Regions from separate parts of the Homo sapiens genome. Here regions 1, 2 and 4 are each linked to region 3. A link is a loop called in an ENCODE intact Hi-C map of the cell type or tissue named here. Cell type or tissue: Calu3. All regions are shown on one strand. Each heading gives the region's core, and the rest is flanking DNA. Links, peaks and the distances in the headings are about the cores only.

Evidence for each region. Hi-C counts contacts between places; a loop is a spot of excess contacts. Peaks named below come from ENCODE experiments on the same cell type or tissue, not always from the same donor. Only the 100,000 strongest peaks of a DNase experiment are listed, where the experiment ranks them.
Region 1: it touches region 3 in a loop (9-fold over the local background); 84 of 110 quality-filtered maps call a loop at or near these places.
Region 2: a loop joins it to region 3, with 7 times the contacts of the local background. A loop is called at or near these places in 9 of 110 quality-filtered maps.
Region 4: it touches region 3 in a loop (12-fold over the local background); 11 of 110 quality-filtered maps call a loop at or near these places.

What each region holds. Positions count from the first base shown.
Region 1 is chr16:24,043,285-24,048,685 of GRCh38, forward strand. The region is part of intron 5 of PRKCB (protein kinase C beta); the gene reads left to right. Among named protein-coding and RNA genes, the nearest start is that of MIR1273H, 160 kb to the right of the region's middle. In Calu3, for the core only: a CTCF peak has its summit at 2,560 (motif pointing right); a DNase peak (open chromatin) is centred at 2,577.
Region 2 is chr16:24,068,374-24,073,774 of GRCh38, forward strand. All of the region lies in intron 5 of PRKCB (protein kinase C beta), which reads left to right. Among named protein-coding and RNA genes, the nearest start is that of MIR1273H, 130 kb to the right of the region's middle. In Calu3, for the core only: a CTCF peak has its summit at 2,733 (motif pointing right); a DNase peak (open chromatin) is centred at 2,698.
Region 3 is chr16:24,496,410-24,501,810 of GRCh38, forward strand. No RefSeq gene overlaps it. Among named protein-coding and RNA genes, the nearest start is that of RBBP6, 40 kb to the right of the region's middle. In Calu3, for the core only: no CTCF peak of the experiment used is centred there; a DNase peak (open chromatin) is centred at 2,972.
Region 4 is chr16:24,407,028-24,412,428 of GRCh38, forward strand. No RefSeq gene overlaps it. Among named protein-coding and RNA genes, the nearest start is that of RBBP6, 130 kb to the right of the region's middle. In Calu3, for the core only: no CTCF peak of the experiment used is centred there; no DNase peak of the experiment used is centred there.

The DNA.
Region 1 (5,401 bases), core at 108-5,107, 450 kb before region 3:
TTTGTTTTTTGAGGAGTTATAATGCAGTAAAGTAGAAACTTTGAAAATTGGAAATTCTTGTTTACAATTTTTTGTTATGTATTCATTGAAGAGCAAAATGCCTTTAAAAACTCAATACACCTGCTTTATTTTGCTTTTTTTTTAGTATTGTTGTAATGAAGAAGTTCAGTTAAATCATATCTGTCTATGGAACATCTATCATCTTTCTCAGTGTATTACTGATAGTTGTCTGCACACCCCATGAGGCCAGGGGAAGGGTCTCTTGCCCATCCTTCCTTCAAAGCCTATCAGCTTGTTAGGTTGAGGTGAGTGTCTCAGGCACTGAAGTTTTGGGATACTGGACCTAAGGAGATGTAGGGAAGCTGACGTCTTGCTATTCAGTGTTCCTTCTCTTCTTCCCTGGTCATTTAAGTCTCATGAGAATTATCAAGGCCAGGCCAGCGTCTGAGGCCTTCAGGATGTGCTGGGCGCGGTCATTGCTCCCAAATGTCTAGGGAATTGCATTGAAGTGGGCACTGCTGGGACCTGCAGGGCTGTGACTTGTGACTGCCTTTGGGGACAGTGGTCCAGCAATGTCTATTAAAATATGTATACATATGAACATTTTGACTCTCACGTTTTCCTTTAGGGAATCTATTCTCTTAAAATGAAACACCAGCGTGCAAAGAAATAAAATCTAGAACAAGCATGTTTATTGATGTTTTCTTTGAGATGCAAAGAAAACATCAGCCTAATGAAGGGGTACCCATTTTATGTGATACTAGGTAGTTGTTGAAAGCATTGAATTAGGCCAGGCGCGGTGGCTCACACCTGTAATCCCAGCACTTTGGGAGGCTGAGGAGGGTGGATCACTTGAGGCCAGGAGTTCCAAACCAGTCTGGCCAACATGGTGAAACCCCGTCTCTACTAAAAAAAATCCAAAAAATTAGCTGGGTATGGTGGTGCATGCCTGTAATCCCACCTGCTCTGGAGGGTGAGACACGAGAATCACTTGAACCCTGCAGGTGGAGTTTGCAGTGAACAGAGATCAGGTCATTCATGCACTACAGCCTGGGTGATAGAGTAAGACTCTGTCTCAAAAAAAAGAAAAGAAAAGACTGAATTAAAATGAGAAAATGAGTATAATTTTTGACATGGGAACTGGTTACACAGGTGAATTTCCTTTGTGAGAATTCAAGCTGTAAGATTATGATTTATACACTTTTCTATAGGTATATTATACTTCCTATACTTTTATTATTTAAAAGTTTGTGATAAAAATTCTAAATAACTAAAAACAAAACACCAATGGGTTAGAGCTACAGATATTGGTGTAAAGCAGAGGTTGCCAAACTGGCCTGCTGCCTGTTTTTATAAATAAAGTTTTATTGGAACACAGCCACATCCATTCATTTATATATTATCTATGGCTGCTCTTGTGATACAATGGCAGAGTTCACTGCGTAGTTGTGACAAAGCTTGTACAATCTGCAAAATGTAAAATATTTGTTCTCTGGCCTTTACTGAAAACATTTGGCAGTCCTTGAACTAGAGGAACATCTATGGTTAAGTGAAAGGGTTAGGTTGCGTAAAAATATATTTAGTATGATCTCATTTTGAAGAAATAAGCAACAGCAACAGACACCTCCTATGTGTGAAGTTTTGTCTGTATATTTTATAACCTGTGTGTGAAGAAAGGTGTGGAAGGATACCAACCAGGTTGTAAACACTGGGATCGCAGCAGGATTGGGAGTGAAGAGGCTGTGGCGGTGAGGGGGATTGTGTTGTGTCTCTGTAGTTTTCATTACGTTTCACAGGTTGATTGCAATACATATCATTTCCGCAATTTTTGAAAAATAAAAACAGAAAAATCTCCAAATAGGAAAAATGAACAGAAATAAATTGTCTCAACAACAATAGCAGAAAAAAAAAATGAATGGATAATGCCCCAAATGATGGGGTGTTGGTTGCTTGAGGAGGGTTGTTGGGTGGTTCTCAGCTTGAGCAGAGCTGGGCCCAGGCCCTGTCTGGGTATTTTTGAGTTTTTATTGTCACTAGCTTCCATCTTGTGTAGCATCTGCCTTGTGAGCTGGGCCTGTTCTCCGAGTTTCATGGTGTTTGATGTTTTTTGCCTTCTTTCAGCAAGGTCGCTGGCATCATCCTTGCTGAGTCGCATATGTTCTGGGAACCACCTCCTCTTCTCTGTGCCTCTCGCCTGGCAGGTCTACGCTAAACTGCCCCCTGCCCTCCCAGGCCCACCCCACCTCCAAGTCTGAGTTCTTTGACTTAAACTTCAATCCTGTTTCCCATGGGCTGTGGCTTCCCAACCCTCAGTTTCAGTTGAAGCTAATTTTTTTTTCCAGAAATCACTGTGGGCCCTGGCTGCTCTGGGTGTGGTCTGGGGACCAGCTGCATCCCATCGGCATTACCTGGGAGCTCGTTAGCAATTCGGGATCTCAGCTTCCCCTCCAGGCCTGCTGAATCAGAATCTGCAATTTAACAACATCCCCTGGGGATGCACTGTAACATTCGAGCAGCCCTGCTGCAGAGGATCGCAGTGAGACGGGAAGAATGTGTCTTTTCCACTAGATGGCAGGCCTTACCTGCGCTTGGCTCCTGCGCAGACCACCACAGGTGGATGTGCCAGGGGTGATGTGAACCTCCAGCCCCGCGTTGGCCATGGCATCTTACCAGTCATGAAGCTCGGGTGTCAGTCCCGCCAGGGCTGGAATCCTCTTTCATTGGTGACCTGCACCTACCTGCATGTCCTGGCCTGGTGCAGCATGAGCTTCTGGCTTGAGCCATTTGTGTAAAGTGACCCAGAGCCTTTCTTTCTTCCCTGCTTTGCCTTTGTCCTCTACCACCTGGAAGGTGAAGGCATGTCTCTGGGGAGCTTCCTAGTCATTAGCCTCTGTGTTGCTTTTCTGGATGGCTTGCTGCACGTCTCTGCTAATTTTAGGCCAATGTGGTCTATGATTACAAAGGTTTTGCATGGGCTTTGGAGTCAGGCCTGGGTTTGAATCCTGCCTTTCCCACTCCTCCAACAAGTATTTGTTGGGGGCCTCCCATGTGCTGGGCACTGCTTACAGGCAAGGCCCCTGTGCTCATGGCCTCTGCCTTCTTTCTAATGATGGGAGATGAAGAGGAAGCAAACAAAACACTTTGAGAAAACAAGGAACACTATCAAGGAAATAAAATAAAGCGGCATGATGTGATAGAGGGTGGCCAGTGGGCTGAGTGTGATTAGCAGGGATAATGGCATTTAGTTGAGACCTCAGGGACCAGCAGGAGGGAGCCAGCTTGCTGAAAATTCCAGGGAAGAGTATACCAGGCAGAGGGAGCGGCAGAGGCAGAGGCCAGAGGGAAGAGTGAAGCAGCAGGCTTGTGAGTGACAGGAACTGACAGCCAGTGGGTGTGACTGGAGCCTCGGGATGGGGAGGGGTGGGTGACGCTGGAGGAAAGGCAGGGACAGCCAGTTAGGCTTTGTGAGCCCCATGGTGGGCTTGGTTTCTTTCTAAGTGCATGGAAATTTAGATCCCAGGAGTATCTGAAGGACATCATGCAAGGTCAGTGTGTTTAGGCCCCAAAACCACCCAGTGGGGGCAGTCATTTTGTTTTTCTCATTTTACAAAGGAGAAAACAGAGCCTTGAAAAATCTGAGCCTGGTGTGGTAGCATGTGGCTATGGTCCCAGTTACTCAGGAGGCTGAAGCAGGATCATCAGTTGAGGCCACAAGTTTGAGACCAGCCTCAGCAACACAGTGAGAAAAAAAGTCTTAAAAATTAGCTGGGTAGGCAGGGTGCGGTGGCTCATGCCTGTAATCCCAGCACTTGGGGAGTCTGAGGTGGGTGGATCACAAGGTCAGGCGTTCGAGACCAGCCTGGTCAACATAGTGAAACCTCATCTCTACTAAAAATACAAAAAAAAAATTAGCTGGGCGTGGTGGTGCGTGTCTGCAGTCCCAACTGCTCAGGAGGCTGAGGCAGGAGAATCGCTTGAACCCGGGAGGCAGAAGTTGCAGTGAGCTGAGATTGTGCCACCGCACTCCAGCCTGGGTGACAGAGTGAGACTCCATCTCAAAAAATAAATAAATAAAATAAAATAAAATAAAATACAAATTAGCTGGACATGGAGGCATGCACCTGTAGTCCCAGCTACTTGGGAGGCTGAGGCGGGAAGATGACTTGAGCCCAGGAGTTGGTGGCTGCGGTGAGCTATGATCTCGCTACTGCACTCTAGGCTGGGCGACAGAGCGAGACCCTGTCTCTCCTTCTAAAAAAAAAAAAAAGAATTTGAGCACCCGCCTCTAGTCCCTAAGGCAGTGCATGGAGGAGGCTGGATTTGTACCCTGGGTCCATCTGTCTGGCAGGTTCTAACACATTAAGTCAGATGTTGGAAAGATACAGTTTAAGACTATGAGACATTGGAACATAAGAAACACCCACCATACCAGTGGGGAGAGGAAGGAGATGCTTCAGCACTGGTAGTTCTCATAGTCTTATCTTTCAGTGGCTTTAGGGCACAGGTTGGGACTAGTTTAGCCTTAAGGTCTTGGAGAAGACCTGCTTTTCATTTGCCTGTTGCCCCAGCACTGTGGGGTCAGAATCTTTCTTGTGATCAGAGTTTAGAGAAGGGAGGGAGCAGTGGGCTGGAGGCATTCCAGGTAGCCCTGGAGAAGGCAGGAGAGGCATAAGTTAGAAGGGTGAGGGAAGGGAGGAGGGCCAGTGGCTGACGCTTACTGAGCCCTTGCTGTGAACCCAGCACAGTGCTAGCCATCGTGGGGCACAAAAGCCTGTGCAAGATGCAGTCGCAGCTCCTGAGCAGCCTCGCTGTCTGGTTGGGTTCCATCTGCTTTACCACTACCAACAAAACCAAGGGACGGACACCTCTTACTGATAGTAACCACCAGGCACTGGGCGAAGCACGTTGCTCAGCCATGTCGTATAATCCTATCAACAACCTGTAGTCCCAGCTACTTGGGTGGGAGAGAGTTACTGAGGGCATCTCCATTTTACAGATGGGGAAACTGAGACACAGAGAAAGAGGTTAAATAACTTGCCCAAGCCACACAACTAGGAAGATGTGGAGCTGGGACTTGAATCTAACTATGCCATTCCAGATAATTAGGCTCTTGGACACCGTCTTATCCTGGCACTAAGTACATCAGTGGAGTGATGATGATACATGATATTAGTAGCAGCCACTTTTACTTCTTTCTTTTCTTTTCTTTCTTTTTTTTTTTTTTATAACAGAGTCTCACTCTGTCGCCAGGCTGGAGTGCAGTGGCACAATCTCAGCTCACTGCAACCTCCGCCTCCCTGGTTCCAGCGATTCTCCTGCCTCAGCCTTCCAAGTAGCTGGGACTACAGGCATGCGCCACCATGCCCAGCTAATTTTTTTGTATTTTTAGTAGAGACAGGGT
Region 2 (5,401 bases), core at 167-5,166, 430 kb before region 3:
AATAAGCTTCAAGCTCTGGTGGCCTCCCTCCTTCTTAGCAGGTGCCCTCTGTCTAGCTTCTTAGTCCTTTGCCCTGTGTTGAGAATTGATTTATGGCCCAAAGGAAAAAAAAAAAAAAACCACACACAGAATATTGGACTTATCTTAATTCTAATTCCTTCAAAATTCCAGTTTCTTGAAAAATATTTTTTATCTGGCTTTTATAGTTGCTCTCAGTGGGAGAGCTACTTTATCATTGCCCCAAGTGGTATGATATTAAATAAAAATATAAAATACAAAATAGATTTAGAGTGGTATAATTATGTAAAAATTGAATGTTAACATGGAAAAAGACCAGAAGGTGAATATACAAATGAAAGCATTTATTTAATTTTGGGATAAGATCTAAGGTAATATTTGTTTGGTTCAGAAAATTATTTTTAAAGAAGGGTGTTGTGAGCATCAGTGATAGAGTGAGGAATCCTCATTTCTTTCAGATCCTGGTAGGGGACCCTGAGAACTTTGGGGAGTGAAGATAGTGAAGTAAAGGTTGCTAAGCATTCTGCTAGAACACTATGGAGACAGCGATATAAAATAAGAGCCAATAATAACAAAGTAGCACATAGTGAATGTTTACCATATGCCAGACATTCTATTAATTTATAATGATTGTAACATTCCTATGAGCCAACATCCTTATCATTAGCCCCATTTTTTAAACAAGGAGACTGAGTTACCGAGAAGTTAGGTAACTTTCAGGTCACAAAGCTGCTCTATGGCAGAGCTGATCTGCCAGGATCTCTGGGTTTAAGCTCCTCACCATCACACTTGACTAATTTGGTATAGAAAGTGGCTTTAGATCAGATAAGGGTACATGAAATGCAGGAGGTGCCGTGTTAGAGGACAGTTTGGTCCAGTCCCCATGTCCTGGGGCAAATGAAGCAGATGGCCTCAGAACAGCCTGTTTTTAAATCATGTAAGACTGACTTCTTTCAGCTGCTGGATTCCTGCCTCCCAGAGTGAGACGTTGAAGTTTGGCCCGGAAGAGGCTGAGCACTGGGGACGAGCAGTGCTGTGCTGTGTATAGAGTGCTTAAAACAGTGCCTGGGTCTGAGCGTGGTGGCTCATGCCTGTAATCCCACCTCTTTGGGAGGCCATGGTGGGAAGATTGCTTGAGCCCAGGAGTTTGATTTCAGCCTGCAACATAGTGAGACCCCATTTCTACAAAAAATTTTAAGAAGTAGTCAGGCATGGTCGTACACCTGTAGTCCCAGCTACTTGGGAGGCTGAGGTGGGAGGATCACTTGAACCCCAAAGGTTGAGGCTGCAGTGAGTCGTGATTGCACTACTGTACTCCAGCCTGAGTAACAAAGCAAGACTTTGTATCAAAACAAAACAAACAAAACAAAACAGTGCCTGGCATATAGTATGTGCTCAATAAAAGTTGTCATTGTTATTGTCATGACATCATCAGAGCCTAGAACAAATCACAAAACCTGTATATTCTCTCTGGGCTGGAGGTCTTAAGATTCTTCTCCATTCCCAACGGGTACTCCCGAGATGACGTGATTCATGGCCATTCCTTCCTTCCTTCAGTGTGTGGCTCACACTGTGCTGGGCTATGGCGTCACCACTGTCAATACGACAAATAAATGGATAATTACAGCAAAGTGTTAGGACTGCTGTGCCAGACACGAGTGCAAGGTGTCCTGGGCAACCAGGGAAGGGACGTTAACTTACACTGGGATTGGGGCCCTGTGATGGTAAGCTTTTCATCTTGCAGGAAACCAGGGGATTTTTTTTTTTTTTTTTTTGAGACAAGGTCTTGCTCTGTCGTCCAGGCTGGAGTGCAGTGGCACGATCTTGGCTCACTGCAACCTCTGCCTCCTGGGTTCAAGCGATTCTTGTGCCTCAGTCTCCCAAGTAGCTGGGATTACAGGCATGTGCCATCACTCTTGGCTAATCTTTGTATTTTCAGTAGCGACGGATTTTTGCCATCTTGGCCAGGCTGGTCTCAAACTCCTGACCTCAAGTGATTCGCCTGCCTCAGCCTCCCAAAATGCTGGAATTACAGGCATGAGCCGTTGCGCCCGGCCTTGAAACCAGGGAATTTAATGACATTTAAAAATCATTTATTAAGTATATATGAAATATATAGAAAATAGTATCCCAGGCACCTAATAGAACAGAATAATAATAATGACTAGGAGTTGTTGAGTGTAAAATAGGTTGCAGTCATTACAACGCATATAATAGCATGAAGTATATAGCTCCTCAGCCCTCTCAGCCATCTTATGAGGGAACACTGTTGCTATTCTCATATTACAGATGAGGAAACTGAGGCTCAGAGAGGTTAAGTAATCCTCCAAGCCTCCGCAGCCAGGAAGTGGTATCACTTTGAACTCAAACTCAGGTCTGTTTGATCCTGAGGCCAAGCCCTTGGCCAGAAAAATTAGGAAGTCATAGTCCCTTCCCTTAAGGAGCTCTATTTAATATAGCAGAACAAGTAAAGCAAGTACATATCTCTCTAAAGTATACTGTGTCACTGAAGATAAGAAAGGAAGAAATCCTGTGATGGGTCAGATGAAGTCAGGAAAGGCTTCTGGGAAGAGGTGGCCTTATAGATCTAACTAGAAGGATGAATGAGCTTTGGGCCAAAGGCAAGGGAGGGAACCATCTGGACAAAGGGTAGTTAGTACACACTGTGACCTGAAGAGGGAGCTCAAAGCCCCCCTCCACTCCAGGGCTGATGTGAGGATGTGAGTTAAGGACTTGGATGCTGCTCTTGGGGCTTTCAGAGATAGGGGAGGAGCTTAATGACCTCGTCTTCATGATATACCCTAAGCATTCTCTCTTGGCTTTCCATTTGAGACTTACTCTGCCTTCAGACCTCTCAGAACTCTGCATATCTGGTATGGTAAGAGGAGCCTGAGCTACCTCTTCTCTGCATTGCCTTGAAAACAAAACATGGCCGGGCACGATGGCTGACGTCTGTAATCCTAGCACTTTGAGAGGCCAAGGCGGGTGGATCGCTTGAGCTCAGGAGTTTGAGACTAGCCTGGGTAACATGGTGAGACCCTGTCTAAAAAAAAAAAAAAAAAAAAAAAAAAGACAAACAGGACTGGGGAAAAGGAATAAGAGGAGCCCGTCCAACCTTCCAATTTCCACCAATTTTAATGTGGATCCAGAATTGAGAATGCTAGTCTAGCTCAACTCAACAGGGCCAGTGGTTCTACTTGTGATTGGGGGTAAAGGTCCTAGGGTAGTAAAGAGAGTGAGTACCTGCCTGGCTTGTCCGCTCTGCACATGTCTCTGGGCAGTAGCTGTGGGATGTGGTCCTGGACACTAGATCCCATCTGTCTCCTCCTATGGAGGCAGGATCTTACAGGGAACAGCCGGCAGCCAAGGCTAGCTGGAGTCTGGCCTACACCATATAAGGAGATGGTGCAGGAAAGGCTGAAAGTTATGGTGGGGGCCGAAGAGGGCGTTGAGTTGCAGTAACCATGCCCAAGCCTTTGTGGAGTTAATGATCACAGTGGACACATTCTGGAGGGGTCGTCGGCATCACTGGGCCCTGCTCCAGGATCTCAGCAAGGATGTTATTATTATCATGAGGGTGCCCAATTCAGTTTGCTACTTGTTTATGGGCTGATTGCAATTTGGATAGAGTTTAACCCCCACCCCACCCCCGCCTTTTGTTTTTAAAAATTTGCTGAGGTGAAATTCACATGACTTAAAATGATCTGTTTTAGAGTGAACAGTTCAGCGGCATTTAGTACATGCACAGTGTTGTGCAACCACCACTGCTATTTAGTTCCAAAACATTTCCATCATTCCAAAATAAAGCCCCATACTGATTAAGCAGTGACTACCCATCCCTGCCTTCTCCCAGCCCCTGGCAACCATCAATCTGCTTTTGTTTTTAATTTTTTTGAGACAGGGTGTTTCTCTGTCACCCAGGCTGGAGTGCAGTGGTACGATCATAGCTCACTGCAGCCTGGAACTCCTGAGCTCAAGCAATCCTCCCACATCAGCCTCCTAAGTAGCTGGGACTGTAGGCATGCACCACCATGCTCAGATAATTATTATTTTTATTTTTTATAAAGATGGGGGTCTCCAACTCCTGGCCTCAAGTGATCCTCCCACCTCAGCTTCCCAAAGAGTTGGGATTACAGGTGTAAGCCACCACAACCAGCCAATCTGCTTTCTTTAACTCTCTCTTTCTCTCTCTCTCTCTTTTTTTTTTGAGATGGAGTTTCCCTCTTGTCACCCAGGCTGGAGTGCAATGGCATGATCTCTGCTCACTGCAACCTCTGCCTCCTGGGTTCAAGCAATTCTCCTGCCTCAGCCTCCCAAGTAGCTGGGATTACAGGCCTGTGCCACCAGACCGAGCTAATTTTTGTATTTTTAGTAGAGACGGGGTTTCACCATGTTGGCCAGGCTGATATCGACCTCCTGACCTGAGGTGATCCACCCGCCTCAGCCTCCCAAAGCACTGGGATTACATGTGTGCGCCACGCACCTGGCCTAACTCTCTCTCTCTTTTTAAGGCTGTTTAAAAATGAAACTATTCAGTAGCTCAAGTATACCTTACTGTAAAGAGGAAGTATTTATGCAGTGCTCAGTCATCTTGATCAGAGATGATTATCAAAACATCAAAATATCTCTATGCCAGCTGGCAACTAAGAAATACCACCAGATGTCCTCTGCCTCTCTGGCCTTGTTAGTTTCTTCTCCAAGAGCCCTTGGATGTGATCTGATAATGAAAAGGTGAATGTCTAGTTCAGTGGGAGCCTTCACATCTACCCCAGGGCTTTGGCTGTCTCCAATCTGATGGATAAACCGCTTGCTAAATATTTTGACTATCAGCCCTGTGATTAAGGTCAGGATTAGAACTGTTGTATTTGTAAGAACCTCTCCTAAAGATGGCCTCCCATTGCCCACCTGTTTGAATCCTACCTGCCTTAAACATTTTTGCCATTTTTATTTATTTCTTAGAAACAGGATCTTGCTCTGTCTCCCAGGCTGGAGTACGGTGGTACAATGTTGGCTCATTGCAGCCTCAGACTCCTGGGCTCAAGTGATCCTCCCGCCTCAGCCCCTTGAGTTACTGGGACTACAGGCGCATGCCACCATGTCTGGCTAATCGTGAAAATTGTTTTTGTAGAGACAAAGTCTTGCTATGTTGCCCAGGCTAATCTCAAATTCCTGGCCTCAAGTGATCCTCCCTCCTTGACCTCTCAAATTGCTGGGATTACAGGTGTGAGCCATTGCGCCTGGCCGGTTTTTTAAATGTCTCAGTCTAAAGTTCAATATTCATCCCCTAGCCCCTAAGCCATGTTTTTAACACCTCGATAAACGATGTGCTGACTTTACCTAAAATGTGTCCAGTATTCCTTCTGAGATGGAAAGATGCTATTTT
Region 3 (5,401 bases), core at 142-5,141:
TGGGATTTTTGTTTTTACTTTTTTATTTTTTGAGACAGGGTCTCACTCTGTCACCCAGGCTGGAGTGCAGTGGTGCAACCTAAGCTCACTGCAGCCTGGAGCTCCTGCACTCAAGTGATCCTCCTGCCTCAGCCTCCCAAGTAGCTAGGACTAGAGCCATGCACCACCATGCCTGGATAATTTTTTCATTTTTTGTAGAGATGCCCAGGCTGCTCTTGAACTCAAGCGATCTCCCACCTTGGCCTCCCAAAGCACTGGGATTACAGGGGTGAGCCACCACACCTGGCCCTGATTAGACTTTCTAGCCCTGCTAGAAAGCACTGCACTTCCCTTAATAGAGTAGCCCAGGCCTGGCTCCTTGGTGGCAGCTGCACCACTCCATGTGTACACCATGCAACTGTACTCCATTGCATGCTTCAGACTGTACTCTGTGAGCACCATTGACCTGAACTGCAACTGGAATAGTGCTCTCTAGAGTTATGCAGTGCGGCAGTCCTGTGTTCCTTGGGGAACCTCGAGCCTCCTGAATCAATGCTCACTGCCTTTCTCTGCCATCAGCATTTGTTGTTCAGTGACCCAAGTGGTATACTGCAGTGGTTCTGAAACGTTGGTATGCATTGGAATCACGACAGACTGTGAGGCACCATCCCCGGAGTTTCTGATTCAGTAGGGTCTGGAGGAAGGCCCAAGACTTTGCATTCCTACCACATTCCCAGGGGAGGCTGATGTTGCTGGCCCAGGAGGCACCCACTGGTGTAGTGGGTGCTGTTGGTGCCTCACAGGGACCCTCTTCCCAGCCAGTGCATCCATCCCCAGATGCCCAGAGCACTGGCTGCTAATAGCTCACAGCTGTTTCCTCTCTAGAGCACTGCGTGGTATGGGTTGAATTAATTGTATGCTCCTAAAATTCCAGTGTTAAAGTCCTAACCCTCAATATCTTAGAATGTGACCTTATTTGGAAAGAGGGCCTTTAAAGAGATAATTAACTTAAATTATATCATTAGGTCTTTAGGGCCCTGATCCAATATAACCACGGATATAGTTTGGATATTTGTCTCCTCCAAATCTCATGTTGAAATGTGATCCCCAGTGTTGGAGGTGGGGCCTAGTGGAAGGTATTTGAGTCATGGGGGTGGATCCCTCACGAATGACCTGGTGCCATCCTCCCAGTAATAAGTTGAGAAGTGATTCTTACAAAGAGCCCAGCACCTCCCTCCCTCTCTTGCTTCTTCTCTCACCATGTAATCTCCGCACATACCAGCTCCCCCTTGGCCTTCTGCCATGAATAGAAGCATCCTGAGCTCTCAGCAGAAGCAGATGCTAATGCCATGCTCCCTCTACAGCCTGCAGAACTGTGAACCAAATTAATCTCTTGTCTTCATAAATTACCCAGCCTTGGGTATTCCTTTATAGTAATGCAAACAGACTAGGACCACCACTGTCCTTATAAAAAGGGGATATTTGGACACAGACAGACAGATACACACACACACACACACACACACACACACACACACACTGCTAGGTAAAAATGAAGGTAGAGGGCCAGGCGCAGTGGCTCACACCTGTAATCCCAGCACTTTGGGAGGCTGAGGTGGGTGGATTACTTGAGCTCAGGAGTTTGAGACCAGCCTGGGCAACATAGTGAAACCCTATCTCTACCAAAAACACAAAAATCTAGCTGGGCATGGTGGCACGTGCCTGTAGTCCCAGCTACTCGGGAGGCTGAGGCAGGAGGATCACTTGAGCCTGGGAGGCAGAGGTTGCAGTGAGCCATGATTGCGCCAGTGCACTCCAACCTGGGTGACAGAACAAGACCCTGCCTCAAAAAAGAAGACAGATTGAAGTGGTGCTTCTACAAGCCAAGCGAAACCAAAGATTGCCAGCAGACCACCAGAGGCTGAGGGAAAGGCATGGAACAGACTCTCTCTCATGGCCCTCAGAAAGAACCAACCCTGCTGGCACCTTGAACTTGGACTTCCAGCCTCCAGAACTATTAGAGAATAAATGTCTGTGGTTTAAGCCATCCAGGTGGTGGTACTTTGTTTCAGCAGCCTTCCAAACTAATGCACAGCCCTTGGGCAGAAAGGAACCACTAGATGATGGCCCCCACACCTCCTGGGATCAGACCTCGGACGATAACCCACGGGAATGGGGCCAGCCCCTTGGCCTTAAGTGGGGACCAGCTCTGTGTTGTCATTTTGCTTCCTGTGGCATTAGTGAGCTTTCTGTACTGTTTTATCCTGCTTCCTCACTCATCTCCTCCTGAGAATTCTTGGTTTCCATCTTAGGATCTCCTGCTAGGGAACCCAACTCAAGTCAAAGGATGAGAATTTGCATTCCCTATTACCCCATAGGCAAGAAATGATTACTTTCTCTCCTCCCAATCTCCACCTCACCATCAAAGAAAGATGGGCGGCAGCCTAAACCTTGTGGGTATTTTTTGTTTTGTTTTTGTTTTCTGTTTGCTTGATTTCGGGGTGGTTTTGTTTTGTTTTGTTTTGTTTTGTTTGAGACAGCCTGGCTTTTTTACCCAGGCTGGAGTGCAGTGGCTTGACCTCGGCTCACTGCATTCTCTGCCTCCTGGGTTCAAGTGATTCTTTTGCCTCAGCCTCCCCAGCAGCTGAGACTACAAGCGTACACCACCGTGCCCAGCTAATTTTTCTATTTTTAGTAGAGACAGGGTTTTACCATGTTGCCCAGGCTGGTGTTTTTTGTTTATTAAGAGATGGGGTCACCCTATGTTGCCCAGACTGGACTCTACCTCCCGGGCTCAAGCAATCCTCCCGACTCAGCCTCCTGATGGCTGAGACTACAGGCGCCCACCACCATGCCTGGTCTGTGTTGGCTATGGTCTGTGTTGAAGCCTCCCTTACTTTGAGTGAAAAAGAACCTGCTCCTAGGCCTATCTTTGGGATAAGAAATTGTACTCGGCTCACCAAGGCCAGGGTGGTGGAATTACGGAACAGAAGCGCCCTCAGCTGGCAAGCTGGAATTAGACACACCCAACTCAATTTCTCCTGTGGAGAAGGAACAGCGAGGGAACACCAGCCCTCTACAGCCTTCCTTCCTCCACACACGCACTGCTACCCATGCTTTCAGAAATACTAAGAATTAGCCGAGCGTGATGGTGCATGCCTGTCGTCCTAGCTACTCCAGAGGCTGAGGCGGGGGGATCTCTGCATCTGAGAGTTTGAGGATGCAATGAGCTATGATCATGCCACTGCACTCCAGCCTGGGCAACAAAGCAGGACCTGGTAATACGGTTTGGGTCTGTGTTCCCACCCGTATCTCATGTCGAATTGTAACCCCCAATGTTGGAGGTGGGGCCTGGTGGGAGGTGATTGGATCATGGGAGGGGATTTCCTCTTGGGTGCCGCTCTCATGATAGTGACTTACCACTAGAGCTGCTCATTTAAAATTGTGTAGCACCTCTTCCCCTGTTTCCTCCTGCTCCAACCATATAAGAGGAAACTGCTTCCCCTTCGCCTTCTGCCATGATTGTAAGTTTCCTGAAGCCTCCCCAGCCATGCTTCCTGTACAGCCTGCAGAACCATGAGCCAATGAAACCTTTTTTCTTTATGAATTACCCAGTCTCAGTTATTTCTTTATAGCAGTGTGAGAACGGACTGATACACCTGATCTCTAAATTAAAAAAAAAAAAAGTTAAATACTAAGAAGTGATTTGCAGAGCTTGTAGGGGTAAAGCTGGGTCTAGAGAGGGCTCAAAAGTACTGCTTCCCCATATCCATCAGTTCAAAGAGTGCCTGGCCTCGATCATAGACTAGGGCAGAGCTGGCCTCCAGCATCTGTCCAAGAATGTGACCCAGACCTCCTGCCCCAGAACCTCCTAAGGGTGAGAACAGGCCTTTGGGACTCTGCCTCCCTCACCCTCACCACCATGACCCGGACCCTGTGTTTCTTGTTTCATTCCTTACTAGTCCAGATAGTCCAGGGTAGGAAGGCTTGGAGGGACAGAGTGTGGGATAGATGTGCACACACTGCAGCTCTGTGTCTGTGTGTGCATGCAGGGCCATGTGTGTGGGAAAGATGCAAGAAACGTCTCCCTAGGAGGGGAATACCTGCACACTGGTTGAGAACATGTTATTGTGAAAAGGTACCTTGGAAAGCGCTGTATCCATCAGCTTCATTGAGCAGATAAGGAAAATGAGGCCCAGAGAGAATAGACCTGCCCGAGGTTGGTCATGCTGGAGCTTACCCCAAGAAAAGAGAAGTAAGCGTGATGTGTATATTGGGTTGTGCACATGTGTGCTTGCCAAAAAAAAAAAGGTTTAAACACACACACACACCTCCTCCCCCACTTCTTCCTGCTACAACCATATAAGAGGAAACTGGAGTTTTTGTTTTGTTTTGTTTTGTGTTGTTGTTGTTGTTGTTTTGAGTCAGGGTCTCCTCTGCCACCCAGGTTGGAATGCAGTGGTACCACCTTGGCTCACTGCAGCCTCAACCTCTTGGGCTCAAGCCATCCTCCCACCTTAGCCTCTCAAGTAGCTGGGACTACAGGTGTGCACCACCATGCCTGGATAATTTTTTATTTTTTTACTTTTTGTAGAGATGGTGTCCCACTATGTTTTCCAGGCTGGTCTCGAACTCCTGGACTCAAGTGATCCATCCTCCTCAGCCTCCCAAAGTGATGGGATTACAGGCATGACCCACCATACTCAGCCCCAGGAGTCTTGATTTATGCCCCTGAAATGGTTTGGGTCCATGTCCCCACCCAAATCTCATGCCAAATCGTAATCCCCAATGTTGGAGGCCGGGCCTGGTGGGAGGTGATTGGATCATGGGGGTGGATTTCCCCCTTGGTGCTGCTCGTGAGTGCTCATGAGATCTGGTTGTTTATTTTGGTTTTGTTTTTTGTTTTGTTTTGTTGAGACGGAGTCTTGCTCTGTCGCCCAGGCTAGAGTGCAGTGGCATGATCTCAGCTCACTGCAACCTCTGCCTCCTGGGTTCAAGCGATTCTCTTGCCTCAGCCTCCTGAGTAGCAGGGATTACAGGCATCCACCACTACATCCAGCTAATTTTTGTGTGTGTCTGTATTTTTGTAGAGACAACATTTCACCATGTTGGCCAGGCTGGTCTTGAACTCCTGACTTCAGGTGATCCGCCTGCCTTGGCCTCCCAAAGTGCTGGGATTATAGGCATGAGCCACCGCACCCAGCATGAAATCTGGTTGTTTAAAGTGTATCACCTCCCACCTCTCTCTCCTCCTCCTACACCAGCCATGTAAGATGTGCCTGCTTCCCCTTCTTCCATGACTGTAAGTTTCCTGAGGCCTCCCCAGCCATGCTTCTTGTAGAGCCTGCAGAACCATGAGACAATTAAAACTCTTTTCTTTATAAATTACTCAGTTTCAGTTTTTTTTTTAATGGCAGTGTGA
Region 4 (5,401 bases), core at 304-5,303, 89 kb before region 3:
AAAAAGTTAGTGGCATTTGCTCACCTGGAGGTCTCAATTTTTTTTTTTTTTTTGAGTCAGAACCTCGCTCTGTGGCCCAGGCTGGAGTGCAGTGGTGCGATCTTCAGCTCACTGCAACCTCCGCCTCCCAGGTTCAAGCAATTCTCCCACCTCCTCCTCCTGAGTAGCTGGGATTACAGGTGCCCACCACCATACCCAGCTAATTTTTGTATTTTTAGTAGAGACAAGATTTCACCATATTGGCCAGGTTGGTCTCTTGGCCAGGCTGGTCTCGAACTCCTGACCTCATGATCCGCCCACCTTGGCCTCCCAAACTGCTGGGATTACAGGCGTAAGCCACTGTGCCTGGCCTGGGTTCTCGATTTTTGTGTGCAAAAGAATCTTCTGAGGATTCTTCAGCCATACTGGCTTCCTTCTCTTCCCAGGTCAGGGCTGCTGTATTTGCTGTTCCATCTGCCAGGAGCACTTTTCCCCACAATATTCAGCAAGGCTGACTCTAAGTCACCTCACTCTAAAGACTTCCTTTAGGTCTTTACATGTATGCTCAAATGTCATATTCATACCTCTTTCCCCCATTTTTGGCTTTATTTTTCTGCCTAGTGCTTATTACTAGCTAATATACTATATATTTTTACTTAAATATTTTGTCTATTAGGGGTTTCCTTACTGGCTATAATCTTGGCTCCCTGCAACCTCAGCCTCCCAAGTTTAAGAGATTCTTGTGCCTCAGTCTCCTGAGTAGCTAGGATTACAGCTGCATGCCACCAGGCATGGCTATTTTTTTTTTTTTTTTGAGACAGAGTCTCGCTGTGTCACCCAGGCTGGAGTGCAGTGGCGCAATCTTGGCTCACTGCAAGCTCCACCTCGCAGGTTCACGCCATTCTCCTGCCTCACCCTCCCAAGTAGCTGGGACTACAGGCGCCCACCACCAAGCCTGGCTAATTTTTATTTTATTATTTTTTTTTGTAGTAGAGACAGGGTTTCACCATGTTAGCCAGAATGGTCTCAATCTCCTGACCTCATGATCCGCCCGCTTTGGCCTCCCAAAGTGCTGGGATTACAGGCGTAAACCACCGCGCCTGGCCTAGGCATGGCTATTTTTAGCAGAGATGGAGTTTCACCATGTTGGCCAGGCTGGTCTCAAACTCCTGACCTCAGATGATCCACCCACCTCGGCCTCCCAAAGTGCTGGGATTACAGGCATGAGCCACCGCGCCTGGCCATCATTAACTATAATCTCCGTGCAAACAGAGATTGTATTAGATCATTCTCGCACTGCTATGAAGAACTACCTGAGAGTGGGTAACTTAAAAAGGAAAGAGATTTCAGTGGCTCACAGTTCTGCAGGCTGTACAGGAAGCATAGCGGCTTCTGGGGAGGCCTCAGGAAACTTTCCTTTTTTTTTTTTTTTTTGAGACAGAGTCTCGCTCTGTCGCCCAGACTGGAGTGCAGTGGCACAATCTCGGCTCACTGCAAGCCCTGCCTCCTGAGTTCACGCCATTCTTCTGCCTCAGCCTCCCAAGTAGCTGGGACTACAGGCGCCCACGAGCACACCTGGCTAATTTTTTGTATTTTTAGTAGAGATGGGGTTTCACCGTGTTAGCCAGGATGGTCTCAATCTCCTGACCTCGTGATCCGCCCGCCTCGGCCTCCCAAAGTGCTGAGATTACAGGCATGAGCCACCGCGCCTGGCAGGAAACTTTCAATCATGGCAGAAGGCAAAGGGGAAGCAGGCATGTCTCATATGACTGGAGCAGGAGAAAGAGGAGAGAGGAGGGAGGTGCTACACACTTTTAAACAACCAGATCTCGTGATAACTTAATCACTCACTATTTGCCACAACAATGCCAAAGCAGGGTGGCAACGATGATCCATCACTTTCCACCAGGCCCCAATTCCAACATTGGGGATTACAATTTGACATGAGATTTGGGCAGGGACACAGATCCAAACCATATCAGGGATCATTGTCTGTTTTGTTCCCTGGCACATCCAGAGCCTAGAACAGTGCCTGACAAACAGCAGGCACTCAATAAGTGAATGAATGGGGCAGTTAAAATTGCAGACTCTCCCTGGGTAAGGTCCAGTAATGTACATGTTGCCTGGGTGGTTCTAAAGGAGATCGTTGGAGGCCCGACGTAATGAAACATTTCTTAGAGAATGCTTTGCTTGGAGTGAACATCTCTCTAATGCAATTCTCTTGACATCCAGCAGAGAGCAGGAGGCTGAGGACTCAGGGGCGCAGGATGCCAGTCATCATTACCTGTTTCTTTCCTGCACCAAGATGCATCTCACATTGGGTGATTTGGCACAGAGAAATGAGTGTGCACAGGAGGCAGGAATTCTGGGTGGCCAGCTCCTGGGAGGATGTCTCTCTATAACAAACTATTAATAACTGCACTTTGGGGCAAAGTCCCAGGTGGAAGAAGCACAGTTCCCGCCATAGGAGAGGACCTTCGCAAAGTGGGAATCTCAGCTTGACAGGAAGTTGAGGTGGCATTACTGCGCAGCACTCCTTTTGGCCAAAGCCTTCTTGGGCAGCCAGAGTCAGTGGTGCTAGAAAATGTTTAACAGGTGTCTCTGAGGGGGAAAAAGGCACGCATGTAGTTACATATGTATGTTTATTACGAACTGTATTGATATCAAGAATGTGTAGCAAGGCAGGCACAGTGGCTCATGCCTGTAATCACAGAACTTTGGGAGGCTGAAGCAGGAAGATTACTTGAGGCCAGGAGTTTAAGACAAGCCTCGGCAACATAGGGAGAACCCATCCCCACCAAAAATTTAAAAATTGGCCAAGTGTCATGTTGCATGCCTGTACTCCCAGCTACTTGGGAGGCTGAGGTGGGAGGATCCCTTGAGCCAGGGGTTGGAGTCTTCAGTGAGCCGTAATGGTGCCACCGCATGCCAGCCTGGGCAACAGAGCAAGACCCTGTCTCAAAAAAAAAAAAAAAGAAAAGAATGTGTATCACACACTTTAAAAATAACTATAAAGCATGAAAATGCTCTTCATCTTAAATTACGCATAGCCGCTGAATTCTTACAGAATGCTTTTGTTGAATTTTGCTGAACTCTTGTATATGTAGTTAATATGATTACAATTCAGTCATGATTTGACAATGCTTTCTGCCATTCACAACATAACCACTACAGACAAAACACACATTGACATTTCTTCTGCATTATTAAAGTTTTCTCTATCACTTTCTAAAGTCTAGACATCTAATAAAAAAAGAGAGAAATGGTCAATCAGTTCTTGCTTTGATTGAGACTCAAAGTGTTATCTGATTACCATGGTGTAAATATTCAACTGTGGCTGATTTTAAGCTACACCAATATGTTGTCACTGAATGGTGACCTGCAAGTTGGGAACAGATGCTCAGTAGCACCCCATTATATAGTATTGCCACAAAATTTATGTAGATATATACTAAATATATCATATATGTTATAGAGAGAGATACATAGACATCTTTATATGTATGTATTTATGGACTTCAAGAGTATAGTTAATAGGCTGGGTGTGGTGGCTTACACCTGTAATCCCAGCATTTTGGGAGGCTGAGCAGGTGGATCACCTGAGGTTGAGAGTTCAAGACCAGCCTGACCAACATGGATAAACCCTTTCTCTACTAAAAACACAAAGTTAGCTGGGAGTGATGGTGCATGCCTGTAATCCCAGCTACTCAGGAGGCTGAGGCAAGAGAATCGCTTGAACCCGGGAGGCAGAGGTTGAGGTGAGCTGAGATAGTGCCACTGCACTCCAGTCTGGGCAATAGGAACAAAACTCCATCTCAAAAAAAAAAAAAGTATAGATAATAGTACAACAAAATTATTAGGAAGCAATTCAATTATTTATTACCTTTCAAAATATAATTTAGTTAATTATAAGTTTATAAAATTTGATTTTTAATAATGGCTGTGTTTAATAGCCAGCTTTCAAAAACCCTGGAAATTTAACAATCATCCCTATAAGCCAGCCCCAGCACACCACTGGACAGATCCCAGCACTGGGAAGGAACTCAGTCACACACTGGGAGGCTTCAAGTTTCGCTTAACTGTAGGACTGAGGCAGGCTCACCCGGAAGCAGATGAGGAGCCAGGGTGCGGGTCTGGGGGTGGGCAAATGGTATTAGTCTTCAATACCCATGCTCCTCCTTACATGCCACTTCTCACCCAGATTGGGATGTTTCTAAAGCCTAGGTGATGGCCATGAAGTTAGGGACCCCAAGAGTGTGTTTAACATCAATAAACAGGCAAAGGAGGGGGATTTTACTCTACAAGCGATATAGAGTAAAATCTCCAGGTGACGTGGAAGGAACACTCACTAAAATTATTCCATACCCAAGAGACCCCAGGCCAATGAAACCTGAATCTTTAGGGATAGAGCCTGGTGATTTTTTTTTTCCAAGCCCCCAGGTGGCTTTTTTGGGTTTTTTTGTTTGTTTGTTTGTTTGTTTTTGTTTGTTTGTTTTTTGAAATGGAGTTTCGCTCTTGTTGCCCAGGCTGGAGTGCAATGGTGCGATCTCGGCTCACCGCAACCTCTGCCTCCCGGGTTCAAGTAATTCTCCTGCCTCAGCCTCCCGAGTAGCTGAGATTACAGGCATGCGCCACCACGCCCAGCTAATTTTGTGTTTTTAGTAGAGATGGGGCTTCTCCATGTTGGTCAGGTTGGTCTCAAACTCCCAAGCTTAGGTGATCACCCTCCTCGGCCTCCCAGAGAGCTGGGATTACAGGCGGGAGCCACGGCGCCCAGCCTTCTAGGTGGTTTTAATGTGCAGTCTGGGCTGAGAATCTCTGCTCTGAGGATGGAAGAAAGAACCCAAGTTCCAGCCAGTGAATACACCTGGAGGGTTGCCCCACCTCACCCCCACCTCCCATTGTATTTAAAATACAAAAGTAAAAAGAGAGCTTTAATTGCTCTGGAGGAACAAAGGATTAAACTGATAAAAGAAATTCATAGTGTAAAAGTGAGTAGTGCCATGTCTAAGGAATTTTATGTCTCAAGTGTTGTGTGGTTTGAACCTCCATTATTATATTAAACCCTCTCTGTAGGGCCTAAGTGGACACTGTAACTGAGCACCATTGAGATGGTTATGAATTCAGGGAGGATCCTGGGTCCAGGAAGACTGTGGCCTTGGAGTTAATTTATACACATCCTTTTGACTTTTTCAGCAGCTTTTGGGGCTAGTGTCAAGGAAACATTCTTTTTTTTTTTTTTAAAGACAGAGTCTCGGCCCGGGCTCCGTGGCTCATGCCCGTAATCCCAGCACTTTGGGAGGCCGAGGCAGGTGGATCACCTGAGGTCGAGAGTTTGAGACCAGCCTGACCAACATGGAGAAACCCCATCTCTACTGAAAATACAAAATTAGCCAGGCATGGTGGTGCATGCCTATAATCC